Linked DNA regions of Homo sapiens: region 1 is linked to region 2. Evidence: chromatin loops called from intact Hi-C (ENCODE). Cell type or tissue: endothelial cell of umbilical vein. All regions are shown on one strand. Each heading gives the region's core, and the rest is flanking DNA. Links, peaks and the distances in the headings are about the cores only.

Region 1 (9,993 bases), core at 3,079-8,078, 58 kb before region 2:
AGGAAAATTGAGCCAGTCACAGGTCTTATCAAGGGGAGTATCAATTAAGTGAGATAACCTACAGAAAGCAGTCAACACAGTGACTAACTTATACTAAGATTTTAATTGTAGTTATTATTAGAAATCATCTGCAAAATAATGATATTCCTAGGAAAGATATTGCCAACTTGCAGATTTCAGGAAAATTATTATTAAGGAGAAAGAAATAACAGCTAAATTTTTCTAACTATAGAGATATAATTCATCTTTAAATTACAATGTTGCCTTTTATTTAAGGTACCTTTTATTCCTAAGTTCAAATAGAATTTAAATTTGCAGAGACAATTAGAATGTGTGGTGTGAACACCAGAGAGCAGATAACTGCAAATAGATGGACCCTCAGAAATCTGCATAAGGGTTTCCTTAAATTATTGATCAAATATTAATTTGTACAATTACAAAGTTAGACTCTGTGAGAGCTAGCAGACAACAGCTACCAAAGCATTGGGAACAGAATGGACATTTTGAAGGTGCACAGGACTGGGAGATGCTGAAGTTCTGACCAGCCAGAGTGTAAAGAATGCTCTAAAAACTCTGTTTGGGTCTGTTAAGACCCAAAAAAGACCAGACCTTAGTTGTAGGATTACTCTAGACCTCTCTAACAGAGCCTGAAGCCAAGCCTCAACAGGTCAAGCTGTTTTACCACTAAGAGCTTTCCAACAGTACAAAATGCAACTTTCTTTATAGAAATGGGGGGGGGGCATATTTTCAATGATGTAATATCCACAGTGTCTAACACATAATAAAAATTATTAGACATGCATAAAAGCAAGAAAGTGTGATTCATAACTAAGAGAAATCCCAGCAATATAAATAGACCCAGAGGTAACACAGTTAATTACTGGAATTAGCAGAAAATTATTTTAAAACAGCTATTATAAATATATTCAGTAATTTAATGGAAAAGGTGGATATATGAGTAATCAGATAAGGACTCTATGGAAAGGAACAGAAACTGTTTATAAAGAACCAAATGGAAATTTTAGAATTAGTATAATATCCGAAAATAAAATTTCAATGGATAAGCTTGACAACACATTGGAGACTGCAGAAGAGATGATAAGCACACTTAGGTGATTAGAAACTCTCCAAACTTAAACACTAAAAGAAAAATACTGGAGGGAAAATGAACAGGGCCTCAGTGACCTAGTAAATAATATCAAATGGGCTAACATGTGTGTAATTGGAGTACCAGAATAAAAGGAGAGAGAGAGATTCTGGCAGATTAGAAAGACACTGGGGCAGAAAAAAAATGTATTACAAGAAATAATGACCAAATATATTTCAAATTTGATATCAACCCACAGATACAAGAAGCTTCAAAAGACCCCAAGAAGAGTAGGTAAAAAGGAAACCCTAAGCATATTATAGTGATATTACTGAACATTAAATATAATGAGAAAATCTTAAAAATATCCAGATACAAAAGACATATTACAGTCAGGACAACAATGATAAGAATGGAAGGTGATTTCTCTTCAGAAATAGTGCAAGGCAAAAGACAATGAGATAGCATCTTTTAACTGCCAAAAGAGAAATAGGTATCAACCTAGAATTCTATATCCAGCTAAAATTACCTTTCAAAAGTGACAGAAAAAGATAGTTTTAGATAAACATTAGCTGGGAGAATTTATCAACAACAGACTTGCTCTACAAAAGTTATTAAAGGAATTTCTTCAGGCTGAAGTGAAATGATATCAGAACTCAATTCTATGTAAAAAAGTGAAAAGTCCTAAAAATAATAAATATGTGAGCCAACAAAAATATTTTTGCCTGTTTTTAAAATTTCCTTATTTAGATAGTTGATGTTTAAGGTAAAAATATTAACAATGTATTTTATAATTTATAACTGTATTAGTCCATTTTCACACTGCTATAAAGAACTACCTGAGACTGGGTAATTTATGAAGAAAAGAGGTTTAATTGACTCATTTCCACAGGCTTAACAGGAAGCATGTCTGGGAGGCCTCAGGAAACTTACAGTCATGGCAGAAGGTGAAGGGAAACCAAAGACTTTCTTCACATGGTAGCAGGAGAGAAAGAGGAAGGGGGGAAGGGCCACACACTTTTAAACCATCAGATCTCATGAGAACTCACTCACTCTCACGAGAACAGCCAGGGGGAAATCTTCCGCCATGATCCAACCACCTCCCACCAGGCCCCTCCTCCAATTTGACATGAGATTTGGGTGGGGACACAAATTCAAACTAGATCAATAACATACATAACAGAACGTATGATTGAAGTATACATTTTTTAATTCTGTATATTGGAAGTGGCATAATGGGAATTCAAGGTAGATTCTGATAAATTAGGGATGCACGTTGTAATCCAGAACAACAATTTTAAAAATAAATCAAATATCTATAGCTTATAAACCAATAGTAGAGATAAAATGCAATATTGAAAATAATCCAAAAGCAGGCAGAAAAGGAGAGGAAAAAAAGGGGCAAACAATAGATGGAACAAATAGAAAACAAATAGCAAGATGATAAACTTAAATCTAATTACATTAATAATTGCATTATATCTAAATGGATTAATCACTGTAATTAAAAGGCAGAGATTATTAGACTAGATGAAAAGACCCAAATGCATACTGTTTAAAAGAGATGAAGTTTTAAACAGAAAGATACATATTGGTTAAAAGTAAGAGGATAGAAAGGATGTATTATGCAAACACTAATCAGGAGGAAGCTGGAGTGGCTATATAGGTATCAGACAAAGCATACTTCAAGACAAGACAGAGATAAATAGGGACATTTCATAATGATAAAAGGGTTCAATTCAAGAAAAAAATCCTAAATGTGTATACACCTAATAATAAAGTTCCAAAATACTTGAAGCAAAAACTGTCAGAAGTAAAAAACAATGAGACAAATCCACAGTTAGAGTTGGAGATTTTAACACTCAGTAATTGACCCCAAAAAAGTAGATAAGAAATCAACAAATACAGAGATTTTGATAATACTATAAAAACCTCCTCAGGTGAATCAAATGCTGCCCATTCTTGGACTCATGTTTGAAAACTACTGATTCACTTCATCTCTAACTTTCAGCAGAATGATAGCAAAATTATACAATCAGACAAGTCACTAGTTTATTTTTTTAATTAGGAGGACAAATCCAGAACCTCTGTAAGTATTATATCTGATATCTAACCTGGAAATTCTTACTTCTTTATCATCTGAAGCCACACGATTCTGTTGAAATCCATTCTCTTCCCTGTGGGGTTATATAGAATAGGCTTTTAGAATTGAAGAGGTTTTAAACATCACATAGTTCAAATACTCCAATTTACAGAGGAGATTCTACTGATTCTTTGTGGCCCAGTTCAATTGCCACATCCACATTTAAAGATGAGAAAACAGTGCCTCAGAAAGGATAAGTAGCTTGACCAAGATCACACAGCCAGTAAATTATAGCCCCTGGATTCTAACCTACATGGTCTAATTCTAAAGCCGCTATCCTCATAAGATACTTTGCGAATGCTTACTGAATTAGGGTAACAATGGAAAGAAATCAAGATACCATAAGTTCCTAAGATGTGACTGCTTTGATATAGGTGGTTATGGATGGAGCCATTAGACCCCAGATCTTCTGAGCCCTGACAGCTTCCACGTCAACACACTGTCTGGGAGAAGGCAAACTAAAATAAAAAATGAAATTTTCAGTCTAATATATTTCAATCTAATCTCTAATTTTGCAGTCTAATCTCTTGCAACTGAAGTTGTGAATCAGCTAAATCCATCCTGAATAATGAGAAATGTGCTTCCTAATTATCTATTTTAATCCAATTGTACCTTAAAATCTAACCAGTGACTTGGAATGACCGACGGAATTATTCTTGCCAAACAATAACATTCATTGTGGCTTTTCAACAGCAATCAAATACAATTTATGACTGAATGGTCTGAACTGCATTTAGATACAATGGTTTTATTGTTCTCAAATTGCTGCCTTCACCTTGATGTCAAATCTCCATTTCCAACCTCAAATATCCCAGCAAAACTCACAGCTTTCCAGGCATTTTCAGCTATTAAATATTCATCCCAGTATAGTCCAACATTGTGATCTCTTCTCCAAATTGATATTTAATTTTTCCACTTACTAAGAGGTAGCAAGGCATCAGCTCAAGAGGACAGTTACATCGTCTTCTCAATTCTCTTCCTCCCCAACCTTAGGGTTGGAGTGGAGGATCTAGTCTGTTCTGGGGACACCTCACATTCCTCTTCCATCTAGATCTCTAGCCCATCCCATGTGCTGAAGTCAGGAAGAAGGATGGAAGAGATAGCAGATATTATCTCATATAATTGGCTGACTTCTGGGAGTGGTCTTCCTCTGGCTTGGTTTGGGGTTATCTTCTGTGCAGTGCTCCCCCATGTGCAAATAGTGTCCATGGTTTTCTTGGGACAGTTCCCAATACTGAGAAGGACCCCTTCAGAGAGGGTGGACAGTCACACCTTTCTTTGGTCCCTGCCACTCTTCAGTGCCCCCAAACCTTCTCTCTGGAAGGAGGCAGAGCTAACTCTTGTTAATCACCTGAATGTTTTATGATTCGTGCCTCCTTTTTAATCCCCATGGTTCTTCTTTTGAGTTCTTGAGACCAATGCAGATTCTCTGTGCCCTCCAAGGGATTCAGGGAATTGGCATTTGAAAGGTATCCCCATCTTCTTCCAGTCTCTTTATGCTATTTATCCCAGCAAGCTTTGTGCCTTTGAAGATTAAAGGGAAACCAAAATGGGCAATGGTCACTAGGTCATGGGGACCTCCAAACTTCAAAGACAGTAGCTGACCTTCTCAAGAGCTTTCTCCTCATACCTACTCCTCTCCACCAGAAAGCACTAGAGCAGACTCTGCAAGCACCGAGCCAGGGCTGGGATGACAGTCACCACTCCTTATAGGCACATCCAATCCTTACCAGTAATACTCTTGGTATTTCCCTCATGCGGCTTGTAGGCAAAGGAGGTCAGCACCCCCACAGGAAAGGAAGAGGAAATCTCTTTACTACAAATACTGCATTCCAGCTGACCAACTCCCTGTCCCCGCTTCACTTACCCACCCAGTGATTTTCTCCTACATATATGTGGGGTGGAATGATTGTGAAGGTAGCACAAAAAGGCATGGTCCCTTTCTTTTTTTTGAGATGGAGTCTCATTCTGTCACCCAGGCTGGAGTGCAATGGCGCAATCTCGACTCACTGCAACCTCCGCCTCCAAGGCTCAAGTGATTCTCCTCCCTCAGCCTCCTGAGTAGCTGGGATTACAGGCATGTGCCACTGCATCCAGCCAATTTTTGTATTTTTAGCAGTGACAGGGTTTCACCATGCTGCCCAGGCTGGTCTTGAACTCCTGACCTCAGGTGATCCACCTGCCTCGGCCTCCCAAAGTGCTGGGATTACAGGCATGAGCCACCATGCCCCATCAGCATGGTTACCTTTTAAGAAGCCCCAAGGAGCTATCCAGACACATTTACCATTGGATCCTGTTATGAACTGAATGGTGTCTCCTCAAAATTCACATGTTGAAGTCCTAACCCCCAGTACCTCAGAATGTAACTGTATTTGGAGATTTGGGCCTTTACAGAGGTAATTAAGGTTAAATGAGGCCACTGAGTGGGCCCTAATTCTATATGACTGGTGCCCTTATAAGAAGAGGTGATAAGGACAGACACACAGAGAGGGAAGACCACGTAAAGACAGTGAGAATGTGCCTGTTTGCAAGCCAAGGACATTGGCCACACAAGAAACTAACCCTGCTGGCATCTTGATCTTGAACTTCTAGCCTCCATAACTGAGAGGAAATAAATGTCTGTTGTATAAGCCACCCAGTCTGTGGTACTTTGTTAAGGAGCTGGGGCAGACTAATACAGATTCCTTTAGAAGATGAAGACAATTAATGCATACCTGTTCTCGGGTTTGGGTTCTAGCTCTCAGACCACAAGAAAAATCCCACTTAACACCCTGTTGCATCCATCAGGTATAAAAAAATAAAAGTATATGTCAATACTGGAGAATGCGAGAAGGAAGATGGAGCCAATAGCACAAATGTAATGGGCAGAAAAAGGAATAAGGAACTGTGAAAAAAGACTGGGCAGAGTTTTAGAACATTACAACAGTGAGACAATGGAAACATGATTGCAAATGAACCACATACTTACAACAGAGCCAAAGGGCACTAGGTGAGACCACTGGTGGAGAACCAGGCTATGTCAGAACACGGCAGTCCAGGTAATTTCTGGAGTGGATGAATAGGGCCTGAGTTAGGAAGGCAAATGTGTAAATCTACATGAAATATCAGAGTCACAGAAAGCAGGGCAAAATGTCACCTAATGAAACAGAAATTATACAAAATCAGCCACATTTTTTTGGGTCATGACCTGGTCCCTGTCAAAACTGGACCTATGAGTAAAGACAGAGGAGGCAGCCTGCCATGTGGAAGGATTTGAGGGACTCCCTGCCTTCTGGGTCTGAAGTTAGTCTGATCAGAAAGCTCTCCCCTGTCAACCTGTCTCAGACTGAAAACTTCATCCTATAAAATGTTATATGTGAATAAGTGAATTTTAACTGGGTTTAAGAAATTATGTAACCTTGCAGGGATGAAGTAGAAAGGGTAAGGTGAGCATAGTCCTTGAAGTCAGAGACACTTTATTCCAATTCTGACTCTACTTGCTGTGTGCTGTTAGGCAACTGGGAAACGCGGTATTCTCATCCGTAAAATAGAGATGGCTTATATGTGTAACTGCGGCTCAAATGCAAGCACAGCTGTATCTTCTTAAACAAGGGCTGGTTACCATAGAAGGTTGGTACATGTTAGTTCCCTGGTCCCTTTCTACTATCAAGGTGGTGAGATCAGGACTTTTAAAGGACCAGGACAATGGCTAGCTAGATTTTGAAGATGAGGCAAAAGGAGAAAAAGCAACCAAGAGAGGTGGAGATCTGGCAGGAGGAGGGAGACTGGGGGGTCTGGGAGAGGGCCACCAAAATCAATGTTACAAGTGTTGTGTGTTTCACGATCTTGCTTAGAAAAAGGGCTTGTTGGCAGCAGACTGTCTCTTCTCTAATCCTTAGCTGAGCACTGCTAATCATCAGATTGGAGATGGATCTGAGGAGAAGAAAGCTGTTTCTGCTGATCAGTCTGGCTAGACAGGCAGGCCTTCGTGCTCAGCATGCCATGGGAAGACCACCCCCAAATCTGCACCTTGCTCTTAGAGTATGCCCTTCCCAATTAAAGAAAAGCTGCTCTCCTGCCAGTCACAGAAAAAAATAGCTGCCCTTCTCAACTAGAAATTCTTCCAAGTCCATTTGTCCTGACCTTGATCAAAGTTTCACTGCTGTGGATTGGGATATTGTGTACAGTGTCTGATAGAAAGAATTTACTCTACAGAGAAAAATTCTCAGGATAGCCACCCCTAGGACACTGATTATAAAGTCCTCATGTGACAGAGCCGGCAATTCCCGCATCCAGATGTCAAAAGCTGGTTAATTAAGATTAAGACATAGTTGCTTGAGCAAGTCCAGTCAATCTAATTCCGGTATAGTTCTTTTCCCATTGTTCATTTCTACAGAAATGTCTTTGTCTCTGTAGAGCAGCCGTAAGTAGCAGAAATAACCAGAATTTCACAATACCGTTTCTCAAGCAAGAGTGAAGAATAGCTTATTTATTTGAAAAGAGAAGGGGACATTTTTAGAGAGGAATTAAAATGTCTTGTCTTCAAGCTATCATTTTTAAGCAAAAATATAGGCTACAACTTCAAATTGTACAAAAGGTAAAGCTGAATATTGTAATTGAGCAACTGACAATGAAGAAGAATGAAAGCTCATGGCTGAATCTCATTCACAACATTTCACCAGCCCACTTGGGTAATTCGCGCCATCTTGACTCAAAAGGAAAAGTTTCCCCACCGAGTCCATCATAAATGCTGCTGCTGACATTTCCATTTCCCCCTTTGCTTGGCTATAGACTAAGGCCCAGAAAACAGTGCTTCCACCATCTGCAAATTAAGATGATTTTTCGTCATCCATAAACTTCAAGCTGAAGAGGCTATTCAAAAAGCTGTGGTAAAGGAGGCAGTAACTGTTTTATCTTTTTCCATAAAACTCTAATGCATTGGAGGGAAAATAAAGAAACCCCAGGTATAAACACTGCTATTGTAAGTTCAGTACACAACCTCTGTGATCTATCTACGACAAAGTTAAAGCTGTTGCATATGATAGTGATAAAATTCTAAACAGAACTCATGAGAGGAACGAAAACGATTCAAAAAAGGGATTTTTTAATGGGATTTATTAGCAAGACCATCCTTGGGAATTATAGTGACATACATATAAGAGTTTTGCAAAGGCAAATTGCACTATGTTGGGCATTATTCTACCTTAATTTAAAGGTAAAAGGCAAAAAACCAAAGGTCATCAGCCCAAGAGTATATTAATTTATATCTAATGTAGGGTTTTTTCCACACATGAAGAAGTCCAAAGGGGAAAAAATTATAGCTCCCACAAGAAACTTTCAGCAATAATCTTACATAATTTACAACATAAAAGGACATTTCCGTGTCCAGGAATTGTGGCTCATCAGCATTGTAAAAATGGATCTGTGCAACTCATTTGATGCAAAAGTCATATTAAAATTTTCAGCCAACTGGCTTCTTTCACACAGCCTCTTTCTTCTATTGAAAGTCACACTCACAACAGGTAATATTTATGGGCACTCTAGTGGAAAGACAAATACATGAACTTTGGGTGCAGGAGGTCAAACTGAAAGGACAAGCTCAGTTCTTCTGAGCCTCAAGAAGCACTGCTCAGTTACCTGACAAGGCCCATGCCGGCTGGGTTCTATGTCTATCCTAGCACAGGCTCAGGAAAGCCCTGAACAATTTTATTATCTCATGCCTTCCAAAGGGAGAAAGAGCCTGCTTTCCTATTTCATGATAATTGGATGAAGAAATGTGGGTGGGAACACAATTCATTTCAGAGTGTGATGAATTATTTACCAATTAAGGAGATGAACACAGGAAGGGGAGGGCTACATAACTTTGATATGAATGTTCTTTTATTATATTATTTATACACATGAAATTGTTGCTTTTATTAACTAAGAGGTTAATCACTTGAATGGGATGCTTTGCATCCCTTCCAATCCCATACACAGGCAAATTGGCTAATTTTATGTTAGGAAAATAACCTGGCAATTTTTCTAGTACTTATCTGTGTGGTGCAGTTTAATAACATTTTATAATATGAAAAATGAATAAACTAGCCAGGCTGCTGGTGTTGCAAAGCCACCCGTTTTAGTGGTGAGGGAAAAGGGAAGCGTACATAGGATTCTGGTAAAAAAATGGATTTCAAGAACATTACCTTTTTCTGCTTTTCAGGTGGCAACATGAAAGTCTATGTTATGTGGAATCAAAGCACAGACTGCAGGGTTTGAAAATGTGATTGGAGACCCAGGCTTGCCACTCAGTGTGTATTTTGGGCAAGTCATGTGCCTCCTAAGTCTTATCTTCATTTGTGAAATAAGGATTCATTCATTCATTCATTCATTCATTCATCCATTCATTCAAACATATTGTGAAAACATTCTACATATTTTCATTTCACAGGATACCAGGATTGTCATGATGACAAGATTGACGAGACTCTTGTCCCCTTGAAGATTTCATTCTAGTGAAAATAACAATGCACACATAAAAAAGGAATTAAGTGAATTAAATGAATTTGCACGTTGTGGTAAGTACTCTCAAAGAAATGAATAGGAACAATTGGAAAATAACAGTGAGACCTACCCTTTTTATTGTAATAAACACACTGACATGAGATCTACCCTCTTAACAAATTTTAAGCGTACAGTACAGTGTCACTGACCATAGGTACAGTGTTGTACAGCAGATCTCTAGAGCTTATTCATCTTGCTTAGCTGAGACTAAGAGATAGAAAGGAATAAGCAATTTGTAGGC
Region 2 (9,993 bases), core at 3,410-8,409:
GGCAATTTTTTTGTATCTACATTGCATTAAATACAAAGACAATGATGAACAAGGTAGCATATTCCCTGCCCTCAAGAGGTTAATTAGAGAGACAGACAAAAATGCACTAATACAGTGTAGGAGGGACTGTGTGTAATAGAGTCTGGCTGGCCTGTGTCCCCAGATCCTGGGAGCTAACCTCTAAACCCTTGGGATTCTGAGTGATTGGAATGTTTGTTATTCATGATGCACCCCTCAGACCACACCTGCAGCTGACACTAACAAGATGACTCAGGACTGGGGCTGGCCACGCCAAAAAGACCAACGGTATGATTAGAAGGTTGGTGCATGAGTCTTAAGATATCAGCCTGACCTTCAGGGAAAGGATGAGGCCTGGAGACTGAGTTCAGCTGCCTGCCAATGAGCGAATCAATCAGTGTATGTAATGAAGCCTCAGTTAACACTCTGGAAGCTGAGCTTGGGAGATCTTCCCTGCTCGGCAATACTCTCTGTGCATTGTTACTCATTGCTGGGAAGGTAACACATCCCTGAGGACACTGGAAGCTTCAAGTTTGGAAACCTCCCAGACTTCTTCCTGGTTAAATACGGCGTTTTCAGGGATTTCTGTGAGTCTCTCTAATGAATCATCAAGACTGGGGGGGCCTTGAGGGGTGGAGACCCCTAAATTTGTAGCCAGCTGGTCTAAAGTGAGGGTACCCCCAAAGACCCCCAAACTTATGGCTGATGTCAGAAGCCTTGGGCAGACTTCTATCTGTACTGAGGACTGTGCTCCATCTAAAAGTTTGGTCTGACTCTGGATGGGCTGGAACAAAGGAAATTTGGGGTGCTTGAGGCACATGAAGGAGGCATTTGATCCAGACTGTGGGTGGTGGGGAAGAAACGCCTGGAAAGTCTTTCTGGAAAAATTATCTCTGGCACCTGGAGGAAGGATGATTAAGCATTTGAGCTCAAAGTAACCCTTGAGAAAAGCAGACTCAATCCCAAAGAGGATGTTTCATTCTCAACAAAGCGCTGTCTTTGTTTCAAACACCAAGTCATAGAAATACTTCTGGTTTTGCTCAGGAAGTTTCCCTGTCCACAGTGTGCCCAGCCAACCGCTAAAGAAGGAGTTCAGTCTCCCAGAGAGGACAGAATAGACAAACAACTAACCACACCCCAAAATGACGCTGTGACAGAGCAGGGGTGAGCTGCAGGTTACGCACAGGAATCAAGGTGAAGACAGGCTCACCCAGTCACACCCTAAACTACTCCTCTCGTGGAAGGAAGGGTTTATTAATTTCCCTTTGCAGAGAGAAGTTACTAGGCACTGAAAATTTCTAAAATGTATTCAAAGTAAACAGTAAGTTCTTAATACAGGGGGTCAGGCCATCAAAGTACTATATGGCAATGATTGTCCTCGATTACCTTTCCTGAGGGCTCTCATCCATGAGGTGCTTCTTGAGTAAATGCACAGTTTCTCCCTTCCCCCACTGCCAGTCCAGATATACTCTCCTCCACAAGCTGGTAAACATTCAAAGGAGAAAGTGACTGAAGAGACTAGGAGGAAGTGTAGACCCTGGATGGAGTGCTTCGGCACTGCATGCACTGCTCCATACTGAAGGATCTATTTATGTGTGAATTTATCACCTCAGTCTTACTCTACATGAGAGCAGAGACCATTGTACCCTCAGCCTCCAGCACTCTGGCAAGGCAGTTACTCAGTAAATGTCTGTTCAATCAAATGAAGTTAAATAATAACTCTAAGCAGAAAATAAACCTCTAGTAATATCGTTTCTGATTTCTGAACATGGTCCTGTTTTGAGTTAACTCCCATTGGAGCAGGACACTCCAGTGAGTCTCCTTCCTCCTCCCCAACCCCATCACAAGCCCACCTGCCGTTGCTGAAATGAGTGACTGCCTGCTCAATCTCCAGATGCCCACATGAGGGGAAACACTTACATCATCCCTTTTCTCCTCCTCATCTGCAATTTGTCCCTCATCTTCATTCAATTATTCAACAAATATTCACTGAGCACCTGGATCTACTTGCTGGGAACATAGCTGGGAATAACCCCATCCTAACAGAGCTTGCCTTCTTCCGGAGAAAACAGTATAAATAAGTAGCATACGGAGTATATTAAACAATAATAAATGCAAAGGGCATAAAGCAGAGATAGTGGCAAGGACACAATTGGTGGTGAGGGGTGCAATTTTAGAATAGCCAGAGGAGGGCCACGCATTGGAGCAAAGAGCTGCAGGAGGTGGGGCGTGAGCGACATGGACTCCAAGGAAAGAGCATCCATGCAGAGGACCCAGTCAGTGCACAGATGCGGGGCGAGAGCATGCCTAGCATAAAGAAAAGCAGAGAGATCAATGCAGCAGAAACAGAATGAGGAGATGAGAGCAGAGAGGAAACAGAGGCAGCTAAGAGTACAATGTAGCAGATTTTACTCTGAATGACATAGACAGCCATCAGAAGGGTTTTCAGCAGAGTGCTATGATCTGATGTGTTTTAACAGGATCATGTAAGCTGCTGGGCTGAGAGGGATCGGAGGCAGCAAGGGAGACTGGCTAGGGGCTACTGTAGATGTCCAAGCAACAGATGTGGACAGCTGAGACCAAGGTAGCAGCAGGGAAAGTAAAGAAAATGATCAAAACCTGGGTATAATTGGAAGGTGGAGATGACCAGATTTGGTGACAGATCAGATACGGGATGTGAGAGAGAGCAGTCAAAGACGGCTCCAAGGTTTGGCCCAAGCTGCCAGAAAGAAGCCACTTTTTGAGATGAAAGATGAAGAAGGCTAGGAAAGAGCAGACATGGGAGGAAAATATCTGGAGCTTAGTTTGGGGATTACTAACTTTGCGATTCCTGTCAGGCATCCAAATGTTTCCTCCTCCTGATGAGGAGGCAATAATTATATGCATATATATTTATAAATATATATATATATATATATATATATATAGTGTGTGTGTGTGTGTGTGTGTGTGTGTGTGTGCGCACGTATCTGCAACTTGGAGGACATGTCCAGGATGGAGATACCAGTTTTGGAATTAACAGCATATAGATGGCATTAACCAGAGAGGAGAAATGAATTCACCAAAGAAAAAAGGAGGAACAAAGGAGCCAATATCTGTCAATTTTCTAGAATGGCATCAAAACCAACATGCATCCCATGAATCACATTCCACTCCAATTCTTCCCTTGCCTGTAAGTCCAGGACAGAGCCCATTCTTTTCTGTGGCAAGAGAGGTGGACTTGAACTTGGGATGAAAATATGGTGTTGGCCACTCAGAATGTAGATTGTATCTGGTATGGGTAGTGTTCAGTGTATCAAGGTCTTAGGAAGCAAGTAATTATTTCAAGGGAAATGATAACTCAAAATGGTACTAAAATATCTTAAAACTAGAGTGAGGTTGAGGTGAAGAGTGAGGCTGCAGTTGGGAGGGGACAAACTGCATCCCTTTCTCACCTCCTATTCTTGCCTGTCTTTGCAAAACAGAGGCCATGGAACTGCTGCCTCTTCTACTTTCCTATAGGTGACTTTAAGCTCTACAGTTTCTCCACAATTCACATTATGTCATTCTTCTCAATAAAGCCAAAGTAGTAAATGCATACCTCGATGTGATTCAAAGCGGGTAACTTTGGGACAAATTTACAAGTCAAATAAAAAATAATTTGTTAATCCAAGTGTCCCAATTTTGGGCTCAAAAAAAAAAAATCTAACATCCTGGCAGCTCCATGCTCGGGGTGAATAACAACAAATAAAGAAGGCCTGAGGCTTGTTCTTAACTGTGATAGAGGCTGGGGGAAGGGGAAGGGATTGGGGGGGAGTCCTAGACAAATGCTCCATGAATTTGCTGTCTCTGGAAAAAGCATTAACTTTTCCAAAAAGAGAAAAGTTAAACAAGCAGTAGCTCATTTCAAGTAGATGAAGGACTTAAAAAGTGAGCATCACCTCTTCTTGGTACCTCTAAATGGCCAACTCTTGATCCTGGAATCACAGAAGCCATGATGGGGAAACCGAAGCCTAGAGCAGGTTCTCACTCAAAGCTGCAAAGCTGGAAAGCTCCAAGCCCTGTGTAGAGCCCGTACCTTCTGATCGCCAATCCAGAACATTCTCTACATCGCAGCAAATTGGTTCGAATTAAAAAAGAAAAAAAAAAAAACCTCATTTGGGGTTGAATCATGTGAAGCTAGAATTTAAACTTCCAAACTTTCTGCTCTGGATTAGAAAAAAAATGTTTTCCTAAGTGTTAAGAGTTCAAGGTGTCCCAGTGAAGAACACATGAAAGGTCTGCAGCAAGAGAGGTGGGAAATGAAAATACCTTCATTACTGACAGGGTTGATGGTGGAGGTCATGGTTTCTATCTGTGGGGTGGGCTTCTCCACCCCTGAGCCTCCAGATTGGACAGCCTCCCCCACCCATTCCTCTGCAGCACAGGGACGGAGTGGCCCCGTGAAATGTACAGATGGGGAGAAGGAACAGGTGCACCAGATGCAGGCTGTCTGCAGGTGGCCTCACTCCTGTAGGGGGCAGGGCATTGGGGACTGCGCTGCACAAACCCTGTTCTCCTTAGGAACTCACCAGGTGATGAAATCACTCCTCTCCTCTTCTAAGAGGAGCCAGAGGGGCATCGGGTGGTCAGGAGTGTAATTGCTAGTGAAGCTCCCTCGGTGGCAAGGACTTCAGGAGACTGCAAGCGGCATGAGGAGAGCAGAGCACTCCTCTCCCCTGATTGTGTTCAACTCCAGGAGCCACAGTCTCCTAAGCTGCGAGACAGACGCAGAAATATCTCAAGTGGCAAATGATGTGCAAAGCGATGGCAGGTGCCGCAAATGATAGTCATTATGACAGAGTAGAAGGAAAGGCGGCGGGAAGAGGGAGGTAGGAGAATAAGGGAGAGAAAAGGGGTAGAGAGAGGTGCAAACCAGCTAGGGATGTAGGAGGTGGAGAAGACCCCGCCAGAGAGCCTGCAGGTGTGAGAATGGCGCATGTGTGCAAGAGCAGGCAGCGCGGTTGGGACCCACATGGGACCGTGAAGACGTGATGCTGCAGGGAACAATGTGTGTCTGCAATGTGCTGCAGCCAGAGTCACTGTAACTTGGTGCTGTGCTGAATGAAGTGGAAGAAATGCTATTAAACTCGTGACTCCATGAGGTAATAATATTCCCAGTGAGCCCACGCCTACAGAAATACACCCAGCAAGCAGGCTTTCCAGGAGCCCCCTCTAAGTTATAACAAGCTGCCTGTATCCTGCTGCCAGGATGCAGAGAAAAAATGAAAGCCAGTAACCAACTACATTATAAACTTAGTGACCTGTTTCACCTCCGCTGGTTTAGTGACGAGCTCGGCTGCCTTTTGGGCACGGAGAAAGAAACATAAGGCTAGGATTAAGTTTCCTGGCTTTTGAAGTCATCAACAGTCAAAAATGCTTTCAGCTGGCATTTCTCTCTGTTATCCAGTCAGCTTTGATGGATTTATTTTCTTTGCCCTATTTCATGGAAGTTACTGGGGCCAATTTCCGCAAAGATGATTGCCAGGGAGTTTTTTTAGGTGGACACGAGGTGGCGCTGTCTCTCCAGCTGTTTCAGTACTTTTTAGGACGTGCAGACTGGTTTCATTAAAGTCCTTAGAGCTTTCTAACTCGCAGTGAGAGTGAGGGATTCAATGGTCAGAAAGACACTCACTTACTTTCTCCAATCTGTGGGTCTCCAAGCCCCGGGAGAGCGGTAGAATCCTTTATACACTTCACAGTCTCACAGTTTTATTTCTCTCTGTAGCAAGTGAAGCAATTAGAAAGTAGTGCTGTATTCAGATATTCATAGTCAGCAATTGGAATTCTTGCTCGTTTTAGACTCTGGCATTTTGATTTATAAAACAAGTCTTTCTTCTTACTACAAATTACCAATGACTTCCCAATTTATTTTTAAAAATTCTCTAACAGCGTGCCCTACTTGAGAACATTTCTATTTCTGCTAAAAGACCAGGATCTCTTACATGGATTAGAGCCTAAAAATCCTGACCGGGAGATTGTAAGTCTTGCAGCTCTGGAATAGACTGAGTATCATTTCCCTTTGGGATTTATGGAGATAGCAGCAATGATCGGGGATGGTCTCCCATGAAGAGAAGACAGTGCCTCCGTGCAGTTAAGCCCCCTTGCTAAAATCACATTAGAGTCAAAGATTCAATTAGGCCCCAGGCCTCCTGATTCCTGATGCAATGCTTTTTCCATGACACTCCTCTGTCTCCGTGAGTCCAAATATCTACACGTGCCTGGATTGATAATACATGTTACATGATGTTTGAAAATTTTTACTGGGTTATCTGTAATTCTAAATAGACATGCCAAGAAACCCAGTGGCTTCTAAGCAGCATGTATCAATTCAAGAGAAAAGCGATATTCTAACTTCTGGCAAAACAGCAAGTATCAAGAATATCACTTACCACAGCTGACGTGATAAGGATGCTGCTGAGGGACCAGCATGCTGCCTCATCCCAAATATCTGCCATGGCTTCTCCCAGGGGCCAGGGAGCTGGGTGGCAGAGTCCCAGGCTTTTCTCTCAGATCTTTTCTCTGAAGTGCTCCCAATCCTCTCCACCCCCCACCCCCATCTCTCTCCTCTCTCTCGTGAGAGCCTCGCCTCCCAGAGCAGAGTTAATTAGAGCATAGGCTTACTTCCAGCTTCTGACCACAATATGTATAAGCTGTGAGTGGAGGAATGAATCTGATCTGAAATTTTAAATCTACGTTTTCCTTGATATTTACAGATCTTACTGTTATTTGGGCTTGTGACCCTGGAATCTGTGTTAGTTGATTTTATATTGATGCATATTTTGCATGCTCTCTAGTCCAAATTACTAAGAGATGAACATGTTTCTCAGGCAAAGGGTCCACTCGGGTTTCTAATATTACTGCCCCTAGTTTCATCCAGAAACTGGAAGGCTGAAGTCTTCTTCATGATAATAAGCTGCTTGCTTCCACAAGTTTCGGTTTTTTCTGCTTTATGAGAACTAGATTGTTCAGACCCAGTTACAGGTAAAAAGTCTAATATTTCAGGTTGGTTTTTTAAAATTCTTTTTTTTTTCACTAACGAAGTGTGAAAAAATTTACTAATACACTAGATAGTAATTTTAAATCAATTAAAATAGAAATTTGAGGGTTGCTGGGAGGGGGAAAATTGAGGAAGTAAGTTATCTCATTTTCTTTTTCTTTCTTTTTTTTTTTTTTTTTTTGAGACAGAGTCTCACTCTGTCGCCCAGGCTGGAGTGCAGTGGCACGATCTTGGCTCACCGCAAGCTCCACCTCCCAGGTTCACGCCATTCTCCTGCCTCTGCCTCCCTAGTAGCTGGGACTACAGGCGCCTGCCACCACGCCCGGCTAATTTTTTTTTTTTTTTTTTTTGTATTTTTAGTAGAGACGGGGTTTCACCATGTTAGCCAGGATGGTCTCGATCTCCTGACCTCGTGATCCGCCCGCCTCGGCCTCCCAAAGTGCTGGGATTACAGACGTGAGCCACCTTGCCCAGCAAGTTATCTCATTTTCTAGAGCAATGAAATAATATGGATGCAATTCATTCATTTATTTATCCACAGAATGTATATGGGAGAGTTTATTAGGTATAGAATACTTATTATATTATGGTTATTATATATGAGGAACTTCAGGTCCTAGAGAGAGATGATGGTGAACCAGAAACACTCGATCTGTAAATATTTTGTGAATCAATGAACAATAAATGAATAAATACATTGCAGTTATATTATTTCAATTTAATTATTTTAGATACAGCAATGCTATTCTTCATCTACCCCCATTTTGGCTTTTTAGATTTTTAAAAAAATTTTTTAAATTGTTTTAATTGACATAATGATTGTACATATTTATGGAGTACATAGTGGTGTTTTGATACATATAATGTATATTGATCAGATCAGGGTAATTAACATATCCATTATCTCAAACATTTATCATTTCTTTGTGCTGGGAACATTCAATATCCTTCTTCTAGCTATTGGAAACTATTTAATGTATTAGTGTTAACTATAGTCATCCTACACTGGCATAGAACACTAGAACTTATTCCTCCTATCTATCCAAATTCAGTTTTAAATGATTTCACTGATATATACTGTGGATGAAAAAAATTATTCCCTAACCTGGCTCAAACACTTTTTATCCAAATCTCTCCAAATTCAGTTTTAAATGATTTCACTGATATATACTCTGGATGCAGAATATTATTCTCTAACCTGGCTCAAATACTTCTTATTTGATCCAAGTTCTTTTATGATAAATACATGCAGCTTAATCCTCCACTGATGACCAATTTATCCCCCTGGTAGCCACCTGGCCTTAGAGAAATTCACAGTCCCAAAAAATCTTGAAATCAAATGTCTACAGGGCCAGGTGGTCATTAAAAAGCGAATCAGGTGGGGCTAGGCAAGGACTGAGGTGAGCTGGAGAGCAGAGCTCCAGGACCTTCTAAAGGGCTGATGGCCAACTGTTGCCTCAGGGAAGCAAAGCTGTGTTGTGAGATCTTCAAATTAGAAAATCTATATTGCTGCACAAGATCTCTGATTTTTAAATGATAACAAGAGAGTTTGTTAGAACACTGTGCAGGCCAAATAAAACATGTTTGTGGGCTGGATCCAGGCTGTCAATCTGAGACCTCTGATGTATAGTTTCAGATTAAATGAAGCTTTTAGCGAGATAATAAACCCAATCCACCAACCTAATTCAGAAATACCTGGCTTTATGAAGATGGCTTCCTTCACAGCTAGAATTTGTTTAATCCCTAAATGGAAACATTTATTAATTAAACACAGCACCATCCTATTGACACATTTGGTGAATATCACCAAAACTTCCAACAAGCTCATGCAGAATTTGAACTAGAAGAGGGTAAGAACCTTTACAGGGAAAGGTTACCTATATTGTAATTGCTCTGCCTTTCTTTATGTAAACGAAAAGTAAGTGATATTGAACCTCTGCAAAAGGCTTCTTAAGATGTAGAAGAGTACGGAATTTTTATTATCTTAGCAGAATCTAATATAATAGCTCAAATAAATCAATACATTTATTATCAAAACAAAGCTTCAGGCCAGGCGTGGTGGCTCACGCCTGTAATCCCAGCACTTTGGGAGGCCAAGGCAGGCAGATCACAAGGCCAGGAGATTGAAACACAGTGAAACCCCATCTCTACTAAAAATACAAAAAATTAGCTGGGCGTGGTGGCAGGTGCCTGTAGTCCCAGCTACTGGGGAGGCTGAGGCAGGAGAATTGCTTGAATCCAGGAGGCGGAGGTTGCAGTGAGCCGAGATCATGCCACTGCACTGCAGCCTGGGTGACAGAGCGAGACTCCATCAAAAAAAAAAAAAAAAAAAAAAAGCTTCAAAAGAGTTTCTAGGTTATTATTCCTCAATTTCTCATAAAAGCAAAGAAAAAGTTGGCTGATGCTTTAGATCATGTATTCACTTGACAAACATTTATTTTTGTTCCTAGAATAACCTGGCATCTTGAGATACTTAGTTTATTATGCTCTGAAGGCTTTTCAGCACAGAGTCTGCCTTTCAACAAATCATGCTCAACACATATTTATTAAATACTACTTTCTAGCAAATTTATTATAGAAGCAGATTTTACCTTCTGGTATTGGCAACATAAGATATCTCAAGTACCACATAAATATATACACTTACTATGTACCTATAAAATTTAAAGATAAAAATAATGGCCAGGCATGGTGGCTCATGCCTGTAATCCCTGTATTTTGGGAGGTCAAAGAGTGAGAATCACTTGAAGCCAGGAGTTGAAGACAAGTCTGGGCAGCATAGCGAGACCCTGTCTCTACAAAATATAACAAAAAAATAGCCAGGTGTGGGTGTGCTGTAGTCTCAGCTACTCAAGAGGCTGAAGTGGGGGATCACTTGAGCCCAGGAGTTTGAGTTTGTAGTGAACTATGATCATGCTGCTGCATTCCAGCCCAGGTGACAGAGCAAGACCTTGCCT

What was found. A loop is a pair of places that touch in the nucleus more often than their neighbours do. Peaks named below come from ENCODE experiments on the same cell type or tissue, not always from the same donor. Only the 100,000 strongest peaks of a DNase experiment are listed, where the experiment ranks them.
Region 1: it touches region 2 in a loop (3-fold over the local background); 1 of 110 quality-filtered maps calls a loop at or near these places.

Annotation. Positions count from the first base shown.
Region 1 is chr18:24,780,200-24,790,192 of GRCh38, reverse strand. No RefSeq gene overlaps it. Among named protein-coding and RNA genes, the nearest start is that of LINC01915, 160 kb to the right of the region's middle. In endothelial cell of umbilical vein, for the core only: no CTCF peak of the experiment used is centred there; no DNase peak of the experiment used is centred there.
Region 2 is chr18:24,722,440-24,732,432 of GRCh38, reverse strand. It overlaps LOC105372028 (a long non-coding RNA gene), which reads right to left and starts at 6,652. Exons shown (of 3, transcript NR_134604.1): 1 at 6,429-6,652; 2 at 5,676-5,758. In endothelial cell of umbilical vein, for the core only: a CTCF peak has its summit at 5,547 (motif pointing right); a DNase peak (open chromatin) is centred at 5,552; H3K27me3 peaks cover 278 bases.